Regions from separate parts of the Homo sapiens genome. Here region 2 is linked to region 1. A link is an interaction called in ENCODE POLR2A ChIA-PET data of the cell type or tissue named here. Cell type or tissue: MCF 10A. All regions are shown on one strand.

What was found. Peaks named below come from ENCODE experiments on the same cell type or tissue, not always from the same donor. Only the 100,000 strongest peaks of a DNase experiment are listed, where the experiment ranks them.
Region 2: POLR2A ChIA-PET joins it to region 1 with 16 read pairs; 2 of 35 experiments call an interaction of 5 or more read pairs at or near these places.

What each region holds. Positions count from the first base shown.
Region 1 is chr5:66,888,221-66,896,220 of GRCh38, reverse strand. The region is part of intron 3 of MAST4 (microtubule associated serine/threonine kinase family member 4); the gene reads right to left. Among named protein-coding and RNA genes, the nearest start is that of MAST4-AS1, 110 kb to the left of the region's middle. In MCF 10A, no CTCF peak of the experiment used is centred here; DNase peaks (open chromatin) are centred at 4,480 and 4,840.
Region 2 is chr5:67,010,362-67,018,361 of GRCh38, reverse strand. The region is part of intron 4 of MAST4 (microtubule associated serine/threonine kinase family member 4); the gene reads right to left. Among named protein-coding and RNA genes, the nearest start is that of MAST4-AS1, 10 kb to the right of the region's middle. RefSeq lists a silencer at 3,047-3,341. In MCF 10A, no CTCF peak of the experiment used is centred here; DNase peaks (open chromatin) are centred at 3,191, 5,901, 7,031, 7,401 and 1 weaker place.

The sequences.
Region 1 (8,000 bases):
ATGGAGGGACCTTCTAAAAACATCTGACCCGTGCTCCTTAAAGCTGTCAAGGCTGTGAAAAAAAAGAATAAATTGACTAACTGTCACAGATGGGAGAAGACTAAGGGTGGCTAAAGGCAATAAAGAATCCTGAATAAATGAAAAATCTTGAATTGGATTCTCAATCAGAAAAAGGACATTAGTGGAAAACTTGGTGATATCTAAATAAAGTTTGTACTTTAGATGATAACAATGTACCAATGTTAAAGTCATGATTTTGACAAATGTATTAAGGTTATATATGATGCCAACATTTTGAGGGACTGGAAGAAGGGTATACAGTAATTTTCTGAGCTGTATTGTAAATGTTCTATAAATTTTAAAATTATTCCAAAATGTGAAAGAAAGTGTATCAAAAGGGGGAGACAGGGAGAAGGGAAGACTGATGTGGGGCTGAAGAACAGAAGAAATGAACACATAAATATCTAAATATTCTAAGCTTACTTTAAGGTAATATTTAATATCAATTTTTTAGGAAGCTATAGAAATACTGTAGGTGAGAGAGATTCTAGCTAGGACCAGCAATGAAGATGGTAAGGAGTAGTCAGATTTCAGGTATGTTTTCATAAGATTTACACAGAAACTGGATGTGGAGCGTGAAAGAGAAAGCAAGGAGTCATAAGTTTTTGGCCTGAGCAAATGGAGTTTGATGGAAAAACAGTTCAGCTTTTGACATGCTACATTCAAGATGTCTGTCTGTAAGAATTCCAAGTAGAAGATTCCAAACAGGCAACTAGACAAACGAATCTGGGTGCAAGAAAAAGGTTAAGGCTGGAAGTAGATTTTGGAGTCATTAACACTAAGATGGTATGTAAAGCCATGGGACTTTACAGGAGATAAGTGATAGAAAAAGGAAAACAGATACACCTGGTTACAAAGCCACAGGGACTTCGCCATTTAAAATAAAGAAGAAGGGAGGATTGTGCTATACACTTTTAACTGACCTGTTGCTATACCCAGCAGCTGGGGTTCTTGAAAGCAACAGAAATTGAATGAGACTGACAAGTAAACAATCAATGTATGGATGGCTACTCGCACCCCTGAAGGCAATAGGATGGTTGGGCAGACGACGTCAGAAAGTGGGCAGGAACCAAAAAATCAAACCCAGAAAGTATGACCACACCCAGGGAACAGCCCAGTTAGGACACCTCTGCAGCTGAACACTGAGTGGGAGCTCAGCCTCCAGGAAGAATCTCTAACTGCCCCCACATACCTTCACTTCATCTCTCCTCACAGGTGTCCTGTGAGGGTTACATGATCACACCTGGGTCTCTGCCCCAGCTTCCAAGTGGGCAGGAAAAAGGAATATTGGCTCCCTCACTAGTATAGTGGGAGGTAGGGCCAAGTCTACCAAGATCCACACTTTGGGAGTTCCTCCAAAAAACAAAGGGAATTTGGAAGTTGAGCAACTTGCCTTCTGCACCACCACTCCCAAACCCCACATAGAAACAGAGTGGCAATGTCCAGTACACACCATTCCCTCACCATTTTCCTGACACCAATGAATTTCAAGTTCATGCACTTCCCCATCATCATCTTTCTTTCATTAGTCATTGGTGGCCTCATCCTATGACTGAGTTACTGCAAGTACTCTGCACTAACAATTAATTTAGGAAAAGAGTTCAAAGAAGCCAAGATGTGTAAGGCAGTATATCAGGTGCTTTTAGGGATACATGAGGAAAAACAAAACACATTTAAAAGCTAGCTGGGGCAACATACATACACGCATATAAAACAAAAGAGTTATCACCAGGTGCAAGATTATGCAGTATTACTTGAATGTGTAAATGCTAACAGAGGAGAGAAAATAAAAAGGAATGAGATAATTCAGCTCAAGCAGTGATTCTGAAGCCTGGCAACACATTAATGTCACCCAGGGAGTTTTTAAAAATACTAACGCCTGAGCCCCACCCCTAGAGATCTAGAGAGAAAGTGGTTTGTGTATGTTGTTTATTAGAGGTTGGCACTTTTAAGTCCCCCTAAGGACTATTGGTTTGCATAAACCATTTGCCTTTGGATTGTTTTCCTCTTTAGGGAATATTAATTTTCTAGGCTGTCATTACAGAGGTAAAGTTTCAGGTTTTTAGATATTTCCTTTGCAAGTGGGAAGCAGTGTGAGGCAAGGAAAGGTACTCAAAATGGAGTTCTCACTACTTGACAAAGCTTAAAATTAGCTGGGTGTACAGGCTCATCCAGGGATAGGATCTCCTAAAGAAACGCTTTGGGTGCCATTTTTCTGGTCTGCATTTCTGAGAGTCACTTGTAAAGGCAGAAGCAGAGGACAAAAAAGTTCATACCATAGAACCAGATCTTACACAGGGCTTGGCTGTAAATCATCAGAAGGCAAAAATGGTCTACATTCTAACAACAATTGAAAAATCCAGTAAGTTGCTCATAAATACATGCTTTCCTAAATGAAGACAGTAGTCAAGCTGGAAAACCAGTAGGGAGATCCCTATAGAAATGCCTGAACAGTCAAACCACACAGCCTGTAAAATAACAGTAAAATCCTTGTGGGAAATGTGAGATGGATGGAGAATCCTAAATTATCTTTCTCTTTTTACAGATTTTATTTAATTTTCTTTTTGTATCTATAATCATAATGCACTTTCATATATTTATTTGTGCTAGTCAAGTTAAGCAAAATAAACCAGCCAGGCACAGTGGCTCATGCCTATAATCTCTCAGGATTTTGGGAGGCCGAGACGTGTGGATCACTTGAGGTCAGGAGTTCGAGACCAGCCTGGCCAAAACGGTGAAACCCGTCTCTACCAAAAAAAAGACACACACACACACACAAAAAAAAAAATTAGCTGGGCGTGGTGGCACGTGCCTGTGGTCCCAGCTACTCAGGAGGCTGAGGCAGGAGAATCGCTTGAACCCAGAAGGCGGAGGTTGCAGTGAGCCAAGATGGCACCACAGCACTCCAGCCTGGGCTAAAGAGCAAGACTCTGTCTTAAAAAAACAACATCAAAAACAAAACAAAACAAAACAAAAACAAAATAAACCACAAAAGGCTAAAACAAAATGCTTGCTGGGTTTATATGTAAATTTTATTTGATCAAAACCACAACACTCACTTTCTTTGAAAAATAAAGAAATTAGCTACCTTATTCCTTTCTTTCCAAGTTGGCTTTTTCTGCCATAAAGCTAAATGAACAAGACTGTGGTATCAGTTCTCATAAGCCCTTTATACAGACAAAGTCTCCGAGTCATGATATGACTGTCTAGTGTGGTTTATTAAGATTTTATCATAAACTGCGTCTATAAGCTTCATCACAAAATCAGCTGGCTGCCTGGACAGGACACACAAGTCTTCCCATGGAAAGCCCAGAGGAGATCAGCAATTGACCAGAGTTGCAAAGCCATGAGATAGTGGAATCAAATGAACCTATGTCATCCAGTTCCAATTTTTTCCCCTATACTCCACCACGGCAATGTCAGAGAGTGGGAGACAGTGGTGATGTGAGCAACTGAAAGGAGAGGTTTGAATAAATACACGAGCAGGGAGGGCTGGTACTGATAATAAAGAGGGCACTCTTTCCCCTAACGAGGAAGAAAGGAACAGGTGAAAACAGGCACTTTTCAAAGATAAGCAAAGTAAAACTGAAGCAATTCACTTGAAGTTCTGTAATTTCAGTAATACAGAAGGCAAAAGTCTTCTACCAAGGGCAAAGGCAAGGGCACATGTGGGGATTAAAGCCAACAAAATGGGTTTCCTTTATTCAATCACATACTTTTTAGTAAAGGTGGATATGGCTGGTGCTGTGCCAGACACTGGGGAGAAAGGACTTTACTCACTGTAAAATACAGTGTGAAAAGGCCTGGAATAGAGGTCTTTTCAAAGTATGCAGTAATACAAAAGGGAGGAGGGTGATCAGTTTCTCTGAGGAGGGTCAGGACTGTTTCTTCCCCAATGTTTCTTGTTATTCATGCTAACAAAATACAGTGGAACTGATACTACCTTCAATCTCAAGGATAAGCTCCAATTAAACTAATGACAAAACTCACTGCTTTCATCAAAGTAATTGGTTTAAAGATGACATGTGACTCAACCTGAGCAAATGCAAAATGATGCATAATGATGCATAAGATGCAAAATGATGTTTGCTCAGGGCTTCTGGGAAAGAACTTCCTCCCTTGTCCGAGAGAGCTAACGAGAAAGAAGTAGCATTAAACCTACAAAACTAATGGCAGCCACAAGAATAGGTGTCACAGGTAGCAGACAAGAAAGCCTGGTAGAACCTGGGTCTTGGGTGAAATCTCTGAAACAATACATCTACCCTTGCGTGTATTTGGACTTCTCTGGTACATGAGCCAATCGAGTCTCTTTATTGTTTAAACCAGTTTAACTTGTGTTTTCTAGTCTTTGCAATTCAAAAATTCCTAAGTGACACAATACTTGAGCCTGGTCTTTCTTTTGCAATGTCTGGGAATTAGCCTGGCAGCCTTGGGAGTAGGTGAGAAAGGGGAATTCCAGAAGAGAGAACAGACGTAGTCAGGTAGGGTGGAGTGAAACAGAACACACTCAGGAAACAACATGGCTGGAACAGAGATCAGGAAGGAAAAATCAGCAGGACAGGAGTATGGAGGCAGGGACAGGGCCACATCATAGAAGGGTTTTGGAAGTGGCTGCCTTTATCTTATAGGGAATGGTGAGCTCATGGAACATTTTAAAGAGGGGAATAAGATGGCCTAATCAACATGTTAAAAAAGATTACTCTGGCATTAGGGTGTCACATGGCTCTGGGAGGGCAACATGGGAGAGAAGTTAGGACACTTCTTTAATTATCCAGGAAGCATGGCTGAGGGCCAGGAACAAGGAAGAGGCAGTGAGGAGGAGGAGGAGGGGCAGAGTCAGGAGAGAAATGTGTGTACAGGATCCACAGGAGTTGAGAGGAAATGCTTAACTCCTGGGCTGATTTAGAATAGTTGTGGTGGAGCTCAGGACAGGGTACCATTCAGAGATGAGGAGAAAAGACTGTCTAAAAGCACTGAGGGCCTTTCGGAAGTTAAGCAAAATGCAAATCTGAAAGTGGATGAAAAGATGGCAAACGATTTAAGTTACACCAGCGAGTCCCTGATGAGCAGGAATATGAGACAAACTGTAAAATAAAATCCCAGATTTTGCTTAGATGAAAAGTTAAACATCATTCATGACAACCACCTTTTCCACTTTAAATTTTTTACACAAATAGTGGGAACTGTCTTTCTTTACTAAGCTCATCTACCTTCACTACCTTAATAATGGCATCTCACATTTACTGCACAGTGACATACATTATCTTATTTAAACTTCACTATTATTCTCATTTTAGAGATGAGAGAACTGAGGCACACACAGGCTAAGTAACTCACACAAGGTCATAGAGCTGGTAGAAGGCTTAGCTTGTCTTTGAATCCACATCTGCCCAAGTCCAGAGTATGTTAATTATTTTTCATCACCAAGTAATGACTTGATACTTTTGCACCACAGACCCCTCCTGTAGGCTATCAGGCTGCATTCATAGTTGGTAACACACTGTCAATTACTCTTAGGAGAGACACAACACAGATCTTGGCAACTCTTTCTAAGCAAATTTCACACTTTTTAGAGACTCTGATTTTATGTGAACCAAAGCCCTGTGAATATGTTACTTTTAACACAGACCTTTTAAAGCAGAAGAAGCGTAACAAGTCAAATAATCAGCTAACCTCAAGTAAACGGACAAATGAAACAAGCTTCCTTTCTAGTCAATTATTATGGGTTTTGATGCTTCCTAACACATTATACCCTTGATGTCAAAATCGAGCTTGAGAATCAGACATTTGTACACATATTGTCTTTCAAGTCAGTATGACCTAGGAGGAATATGTCTCCTAAGTCAAAGTTTACATGCTTCTCTGCAGGGTTTTGCTGAGTAGTAGCCAACAGTTACATGAATAACAGCTCTAGTTTATTGTTTATTATATACTAACTGAAGTGCATTTATTATATCAAGGTTAATAGCTTCCAGCCCACAGTCATATTGTACTTTGTGTGCTCACTTTGTTCTCAAAGAACAAAAGAACTCTCTCTTTCAAGCAAAAGTTTCTGCGTCGTTTTTAAAATTAAAGAAACTAGTTTTGATCAAATTAGAGAAGGCACAGTCCTTCATAAAAAAAAGAAGCTAAAATATAAAACTCATATTAGATCAATTGAACTCATAGCTTAAAACAATCCTTATTTAAGTCAATTGTATGTTTCATAGTGATTAAACAAATAGGATCAGGATTCAGACATACCCATATTCTAATCCAAGCCAATGCCAGGAAGCATCCTTCATAAACTTTAACTTCCCTAAGATTCAATTTCCAAAATTACAAAATGAAAATAATACAGCTTATCTTATGGGGTGTTGAGAAGATTAATGCTAACACATGTCCTGCATGTGGCACAGCTCCCAAACCTAAGAGCACCCTTCGTGTTAGCTATGACTATTTAAGTGCACTGCTTGAATTAGAAGAAGGAATCTAGGGCACAACTACAGAGCTACGGTAAAGAGACAGCACCGACTCAATAAAAGAGCAAGGGTATGTGACCCACACATCTTCTCCACCTCTAAATACTGAACCTGGGCAAAGGGCTGTGAATACATTTGAAAATTCGAAGCAAATTAGACTTCAGTGAAATCACACACCCTGCTATTAATCAGTAAGAAAATTACTTTAGCAGAAGGAGATCAAACACCAATGCTAGCTACATATTTAGAATTTTAATTGCCTTTAGGATAGTGCAAATTTAGAGATCCTTCAGGATCTCTATAAAATTAAAGTCATTGTGGACAACTTTTGTGATTTCCTTTTTTTCCTAGAATGATTTATGAAGGCTCTTGATAAATATGCGTATCAGCCCTGCCACTTAACTATGTTTCTTGTTACTTGGGAAAGCCTGTGACCTACAGTGAGCTTAGATAAAAAGGCAACACCGCACAGCTGTGCCCCACAAGGCTCCACAATTTTTTCAGTTCTTCCATCCATTACCAGCAAATTACAGTAAATTCGAAGTATTGATCTGCACAACCCTATATGGGAAGAAAGTTACCATCGACTTTTATTGCTTATTGTTGGGTCCAATTCCCTAGAATCAATAAAAGCTACAATGTTCATAAGCTTCTAAAAAGCTAGTTAATATAGTGGATATAAGACACCTTTTAGAATCACTATAAATCTATAGGATTCTTCAACGGAACAGTGGCAAACATCTTCAATGTTCAAAAGCTTTATTTGATTTTAGAGTCTTCTCATTATCCAGGAAAATGCCCTGGGAAAGAAGTGAATATCAATGATGTGGAATAAAAACTCAGCAACTAGAAAGAACCCTGCTTAACAGATTTCTACTTTCACTTTTCAGTTCACTTGCATTTCCACACCAACCTCACTGTCCAATCCACAGCCAATCATTAAGAATTGTGTCTCTCACATAGATTTAAGATGAGTTTTCTTGACAGGGCTTTCCAGGACCCATCAGGGGACGAGTTTGCTAATAAATGTACATTTCAACTGCCCCTAATTTGAAGAATCAATATTCTTTTATGAACCAATTTTTTAAAATCAGATAATAATTCAAGTGTTCTATTAAAATTACAGACAACCTTAATACCAAAAGAAAAAGGCTTTTTATAGAACCAGGAGACAGAATTGGATGAGACTATTTGAAAAGTGATACTGAATTTACTCTGCTGAGATTAATCATTTTTATTTACTACAGACACCTTGTGGTTTATCTAGCAGTCCCTATTCTGAAAGCCTATTTTAGTGTAGAAATTTACTGGCAAATCAGCTCAAGGGACCTCTTGAACTGCTATATGAAGCTAATACCCACAAGTCTACTTTCTTCTGGCCATTCCTCTCCATCTAAATGCAAAAACAACACTTAAAATATACATATAAAATGTATGAGCACGATGGAAGATTAATGACACACATATTCAAATAATCAA
Region 2 (8,000 bases), 120 kb before region 1:
ACAATGCTCTCCCTAAATTGCCTAGGCTGGTCTTGAACTCCAGGGCTCAAATGACCCTCCTGCCTCTCAAAAGTGCTGGAATTACAGGCATAAGCAACTGTGTCTGTCCAAACGAGCTATTACATATTAACAGTAGACCACACAATTTAGTTTGCTTATCTTTCAAGTATCCCATTCTGATGCATTTTTCTGGTACTTCACTTGACAATATCACCATGTAATCTAACTATGTGTTAATCATTTCCTCATAAAAATGATTTTTAAAGAGGATGACACAGTGTACCATAGTATCCTAGATGGAATAGAAAAAGGATATTAGGAAAAAATTGTGAAATATTAGTAAAATGTAAAGCTTAGTTGTAAAATAGGAAAGGAGAGCAAAACAAAATGTCTTATTCTAATCATATATTAGCATTATCAAACTGCTCAATCTATGTAAAATTTTTTGAGGTAATAGAAATACTTGGCCGGGTGCGGTGGTTCACGCCTGCAATCCCTGCACTTTGGGAGGCCGAGGTGGCCGGATCACAAGGTTAGGAGTTCCAGATCAGCCTGACCAACATGAAGAAACCCCGTCTCTACTAAAAACACGAAAATTAGCTGGGCATAGTGGCGCACACCTGTAAGCTACTCGGGAGGCCGAGGCAGGCGAATCACTTGAACCTGGGAGGCAGAGGTTGCACTGAGCTGAGATCACACCATTGCACTCCAGCCTGGGTGACAGGGTGAGAGTCTGTCTCAAAAAAAAAAAAAAAAGAAAAGAAAAAAGAAAGAAAGAAATACTCTATATCTTTCCTTGTATGTTAGCTACATAACTTTGTTAAAACTTATTGAACTACATACCTGAAAAAGGATGATTTTACCATGTGTAAATTGTATCTCAATAAACTTGTCTCAACAAAACAAAACTAACACCTAGTTGCCTGATACAAGTGGTAAACCCTGTGTCAGTACACATCTGAGTAACTCTTAGGCCTAGGTTAATAGTAATAAGACACACTTTCTTTAACCCTTAACAAAGTTCCTAAAGGGAAGACTTCTTTCATTCCGTCCTTAGGTAGGGGCAGCTATTCCTCAAAAACAGCTCACATATTGTATCACCAAAAGCTAAGAGATGGCCAGTAAAGTTTTTCTGTGTGTGTGTGGTTTAGAGAATTCTGGACACAATATTTGTGTCCTTTGTGTGTTGTAGATTATTTATAGTCTATTCTTATGCAATTGTTTTATGTATTACAAAGCAGTTACTTTTTCGTTCTCTAAACACAGCAATTTTCTCAAAGGAAAAGGTGTATTTGAGTGCCATCGAGTCATCTCCTCCTTAAAAACAGTTAGCAATAGCACCTTCAAGACGAATTATTACATTTTTTAAAAGGAAAGAAGCCTATAAGTAAATCATCTCTAAAATCTCCCAACAGATATTTTCTGGCATACCCATTGTATTGCCATCCATAATCAGAAAGAATTTTTGTCCTTTCTAAGGGATGAACTATATGCATTATTACAAGATCGGCATGGATTTTGAAATGTGTAGATAACATATACACTTATGTGAATGTGCAGGATTTTATAATACATACAGGGAAAGCTCAGGAAAATAAGCCTGAGTGCATGGGGTGTTAATCATTCAAAGGCCTGGAAGACAGCAGCTGTGCAGAGCGACACCATAAGTAAAGCTTCAATTTAAAAGCACAAACCCATTTAAATACCATCATAAACTGTGATACTTTAAGATGAGGAAATTACAGCAGAATACATTTACAATTTCCATTAATAGGAAAGAGAATCAGCAGGTAGCAATCTTAAAACAAAGTAAAACCTACTTCTATTTTTCACTCTCTTCCCTCAGACAGCAGCAGCATTTTCTGTACCAAAGATCAAAATTATCAGAGCTCTATATTCTACAAATATCTTTTGAATTGCCAAGAGGGTACTGTCCTATAAAATTAAAAAGGTACTAAAATCTTGCTTTACAAATATTATTTTCAGTAATTAGAATGTTGTTGGAGCTGTATTTCTTTTGGCCATAAGATAGTAAAGTTTTTATCCAAATTCACTACTCACTAGTGGTGAGATTTAGGGACAGTTAAGTAATTTCTCTAATCCTCAATTTTTTCATCTGTATAATAAATATAATAACATATTCTTCACAGAATTGTTGTGAGGATTAAATGAGACTATATCAAACTGTCTCCACAGATATCCTCCCCCTCCCTCCTCCTCGGCTGATGTTGGCAGATCTACCAGTTACCGCATGTTACTCTAATTCTTTGTATTACTGTCTAAAGCCCACTAGATTGAGCTACTTGAAGAAAAGGATCATGCTATACATATCTTTGTTTCCCAGGTGATAATCATAGCCCTGGTCACATAAAAGGTACTCAATAAATATTTGGCATACAAATGAAAAAATGACGTGATGTGATAAATCCTCAGACCCTGTTCACAGAAGCCAAACTTAGCCAAACTAGGTTATCAGGTTATCAGGTTTCAGAGAGTGATTCAGCCTCATCCACAAGCTCCCAAAGCAGTAAAAGGGTCACAGAGAGATGCATGACTCATAAATAGCCCCTCCAAGTATTTGTAAATGTAATTAACTTCCCATGTTTCAGAGGTTAATCGTCCAGCTCTTGGTTTCTCTGTCTTTTGGCCGAATTTATAATCACTTGACTCCTCTTTAGTGCTCCTCTTTAGGCAGCCAAAGAAAAGGAACTGAAAGTGGAGATATATAGCCTTCGGGACTCGGAACTACTCCCTCCCAGTCCAATCCCTAAGATAATCTTAAGAAATTCAGTCTAGGACTAGACGGCAAAAACAAAACAGAGCAAAGCACAAACAATTACTTTTGTCTAATAGCCTTAACATATACTTAAGATAAATACACACCTGAGACTTCCCAACAAAATCCATAAATGTTGGGCCATGAATCCCCTCCAAACATGTTAGTTTCTCTATTAAAAAGCTTTGAAATCAAACCTGTTAAGTGGCTGAAGGAACAGCTACAAGCCACTGCCTGCTGGACACACCTATAAGAATGGAAGGTTTGAAAAGCAGGGGTTGTTTCTTCAGCTCCAGGCTGGGCATGCCACTTACATGGGAACTAAAGAACTGGCTTAAAACGAGGACTATAATCTTTCTGGAACAATAGGTCATGACGAGCTTCCTTAATGCCAAAATAAGTGTTTAGAAGTAACTTCTGCTAACTGAAAAAAAGTATAAAGGGCATATATATTTACTCTGGCTGGAATACAACATTTCTGAATATGTTTATCAGTGCCAAGAGTCAGAACCCTTTTCCCTCATGGATTTCCAACCTGGGACCCATTCCATGGAATGTCTCTATATCCGAGAAATGGCATAAAGAAGTTGTATCATATTAATAGCTAACCAGTTCAGTATCTGTTCTCTTTGACCTCTAAATCACCCTAGATCTGATGTGAGAAGGTAGACTAATTGTAAGGTTAAATCTCAAAAGGTAAGAAAAACCACAATTGCTCTTGATTAAAGAGCTTCCTCTACAAGAAGCCATCAAATAATACATAATCACAATGTTATAGAAAAATGAAGTCTACCTGCTAAAATGGCATTTTGGCCATGGCTATGCTGGTAAAATAGCATTAAAAGCAGTAAGATCCAAGAACTGGACTGAAGAGAGCAGGTCTCTGATCTTAAGCCTGGATTCCAATGTTAAGAAAGTCACTATTGATTTTTCACTTTAAAAATCCTTGATTTCAAAGGCTAACCTGCCTGAACTTCACAGGAGAGAAGGCATCTATTGAGAAAGAATGCTACAAATAAGTTTTACAGGCCACACAGTAAAAATACGGCAACTTTTATTCCACGGTTCAAATACGTAACCCCAGACATCAAATCCTAAAACATATAGGAAATTATGATTCATACGCTTAGAGGCTTATTTTGCAGAATCCATAACAAGAACTATTACCTAAAGCACCCAAATTATCCCACATCTGTTTAGCTCCACTGGTCACTAAGGCCATTTGACATCAAAGATGAGAAATCCTTCTGCTTAGGGACCTACTATGGAAATGCGAACTTAAAATCATCCATTCAACTTGCCAAGGCAACTGATGTGCCTATCAATTGTTTTGCCACATGCCTGCCCTTTGCAGTGGTTGAGCAAGCCTAGGTTAATTTTACAATAAACCAGTTTTTGGGTTAGCAAATTACTTGTGTTTATCTGGAAGGGTACTAGGATAGGGAATAGTTAAGTAGATAAAATCAGTCCTTACATGGAAAAAAAAAAAATCTGACATAGCTTCAGTAGCTCCAGTACTTAGTTCCTGATCTAGGTAATCTATTTGGAAAAGTCTTTGATTTTTGTATCAAAAGTCTTGAGATTAGCCAAGTGAAAGTAATATTTTTACAGGAATTATATCTCAAGTTCCAAGATCAACAAGCCACTCAAATCAGACATAAGAAATAACATTACATAATAGCCACTTAATGCCTATTGTTTTACAGTAACAAAGGCTTCATTTACCATATTTCCTCGAGTGCTTTATTCAGCTGGCAGTTTTTCCCATGCCAAACATAATTTTTTCCCTCAACCCCTTCATACATCTATAAAAGTAAAACATTTTATACTTATACTTTTTAAATTATTATAATTCCCAATTTAAATATATCCATCCTATTGCATTTTAGAAAACATTAATGTGAAAGGGGCATAAGTGATTTTTATGTAAGCTATGGATCCAGTGATTTTCTACAGATTTCATAGCTGAGAAATTTGTCAATGACTACATAATATTCCAATAACGACTCTTAAGGAAGAAACCCAGTAAAGCGTGAGACATAAACATACACTGTAACATTTAAAATTAGATAGAATAAAGCATACTTCTTTACAGCTTTTATTTTGTTTGATAGCTTCAACAAATACTCATGTGGCAAAATGGGCCTGGTAAATCCATCAGCTTTCTTCCCCTTCTAATTCTATGACCCTAAGAGACCTCAGCAAATTTCACATTTTCAGTTTCTCATTCCCTCCACCTAGGTTTTTCACTCAGAACCCAATATACTACCTCTAAAAGATACTGCCACTTGAACTTCCATGTCAGGTTAGAAACTTTCCAGGGGCACAAGGTGCTGGTACTTACTTTGAACAGCTAAAAGCTTATTCAAGAACTTCAGAATAAAAATGGTGGTTGGCCTACCAGATGTCAAGATCTGCATTTTGCTTGTACTACTGCCTGCAATTACAGTTTGCTAAGAGCCCCCAAACTCTGACAAAATCAGTCACTGATAAATGTAGGACCACAAAGCAGAATGTAAAAATTCCCAGGATTCTATAATAAAGTAAGCAATGGGGTGCTTCAGATAAGAGATATACAGTAATGACTGCCTATTCTTCTTACCAATCTATTTTACCTTCAAGTACTGATCAAAGCCTAAATTCTCTGCTATGGTCTTTTTTCTTTAAAATAAAACCATGATATGTCAGTTGTGATATTAGTATAATTACCTTCTCAAATAGGCATGTCCAATAGACATTAATGTAGCTAAAATTCCCACAGGTCCTTTTATTGTATTAATAAGGTTTAAGATCAACATTTTCAGAATTTACAACCAAGTTCCTAGTGGAATTTTTTTCTTTTCTTTTTTTCTATCTGCCTGGAAATAAGGACAGTACCAGAACTACAATGTATGAACTTTTGAGATCTATCTAGTTACAAAATGTACCACATTATCACAAAAACCAAGTTCCTACTGATAGAGACTGACTCTACTTTTAGTAGACAATTTTATGCACACTTTGTATCTACTTTCATCTAGGTAGCCCCAGGACCATTTTAATATCTTGGCTCTACTATGTAAGTTTCAAAAGGATTACTCAGTTACCATGATGTCACTCCCAAATGACTAGTTACAGGTAGTGAAGACAGCTCAGATTAACATAACATGCTTACTCACACTAGAGATGGGTGTGTATGGAGGGTGAGGCTGGGGTCCAGGGCCTCCAGTTTCCATCTGTGTGAGACACCAGCTATTTCCATTTCAACCAACGGAAGAAGGACTTTCCCAAATTATTCAGATAGAGTCCTATTCCAAGCTTCCTCTTCTATGGGCCATCTCCACACAGGAATTCAAATGATTCCTTGACCCCAACACCTGTCAATCTTTAACCCAGAAGGCAAATGGTCTCTATCTTGAAGCTTACGATTCCTGTTTAAAGGTATTACTTGAGCTTCTGATAACAGGATAGATGTGTAAAGAGAAGCAAGCAAAACCATTAGAGAATATAATGTTCTACCCATCACTGTGCACTTATCAATATACTACTCCCACCACTGCCTTGAGTGAAGACACACACAGAAACACACTCTCTCTCACACACACACAATAGCAGTGAATAGACCATGCCTCCCCATGCAGCATATGCTCCATAATTCTTATGTTTTATTTTTAATGAATTTCTTTTGAAATCTACTTTTTGCACTCTCACACATTTCTCTCTCCCTTCTCTCTCACTCTTTCCTCGCTTCCTCCCTCCCCCTTGTCTCACAAAAGACCTACATATTCCAGGGGCAAAACAGTCTGTGATCTCCTACTGTAAGTTTCACACTAGAAGCTAAAAGCAACATTTTTGAACTGTGCATATTTCTGCTTCCATCCTTTGTATCTGGTAAGCCTTAGATGCCCAGAATCTGCGAATGCTGCCACAGTTGGGACAGCCAGGCTCTCAACAGGAGCCACTCAGCTGCTGGAAGCTCTGGGCTTGGAGCTCAGTTTTCTCCTCTGCTCTAGGGGTATCCCTGACCAGGCTGGGGGAGAGGCGGTCAGGAGCAAGGGCAGCCCAGGTTACTGGACGGCGTCATGGAATATTAGCAACGTGAGAGCTAACTAGAAATGACAGAAGGACTGAAGGGGCAAGCCCTGCATGATTTGTAAGTCTGTCCTGCCTGCAGAAGACACAGTCAAGAGCATAAAGAAAGTACAAGGATGAAAGGAAGCAACTACGAAACAGGCCTGGGCAAAGCAAGGAGTGGGAGGAAATGGGCTCAGGGACTCAGGGAGGGGCAGAGCCTGCAGGTCAGGCGTGGAGAGGAGGAGAGGAGCAACAAGTGGGGCCAGGCTTCAGTCTCCTGTGGACTAGGCTGCAGGGGAGGGGCTGGGGTACCAGGGCCTCAGGAGGAGAGCAAGAGGTGGTGTGTGGGAGCCAGAGACGCTCGGTCAGGGCTTTACAGTAAGAGAAACTCCAAACCTAAACATGTCACAAAGGAACAGTCATAAGGCTACGGAAGAAATTTGAGCTTCCAGAGGGAGGTGAAAAGGAAACTGTCATTGCCAATTTGGGCAATGAAGCAGACAACAAAGTGAGCAACAGTGAGTAAGGGGATATGATTCAGGGAGGAGGGCTGACGGGCCAGCCACGAATGTGCAGAGGCAAGGCCATCATAGCTGCGCTGCTGCTGTATTTAGCTGCCCACAGAGAGTGGCCACCACCCCTGTTCTCCAAGTCCTTGCTTCACTCTCTCCTGGGTTATGACACCCCCACCCTGGGGCACCTGTTCATGCTCAAGTCATCCATGAGTTTCCAGTTGCCAGATGCAACACACACCTTCACTTCAACTCTCTGTGGAGTGCTGGGGGTGTTGACCATTTTCCTCCTGGGATTTCCAGGACAGCACCCTCCTGGTCCCCTCCCTTTATAGGGGACTTTTTCCGACTAAGTCTCCTTTCCTGTACCTCGCTGCATTTCTGCCCACTCCTTAAGCGGGGTATCTTTAATTCTCCCATGTATTAATCTGATGTATTTCTCAGATGGTCTTAATAGTAAGTCCCGTGTTTATTATTTTGGCACAGCCTGCCTGAGTGCCCTGGATTTATGTACTCAGCTGCCTGCCTAGGGGGCTCTTTCTTTCCAGTCTCAGTGCCTTCGATGTTCCCAGATGCCTGTCCCCAAACTCCTCCCATGATGGCTCTTTCTCATCCTTGAGGGCTCCCTTAAATATTACCTTCTCGAAAGACCTTCCCTG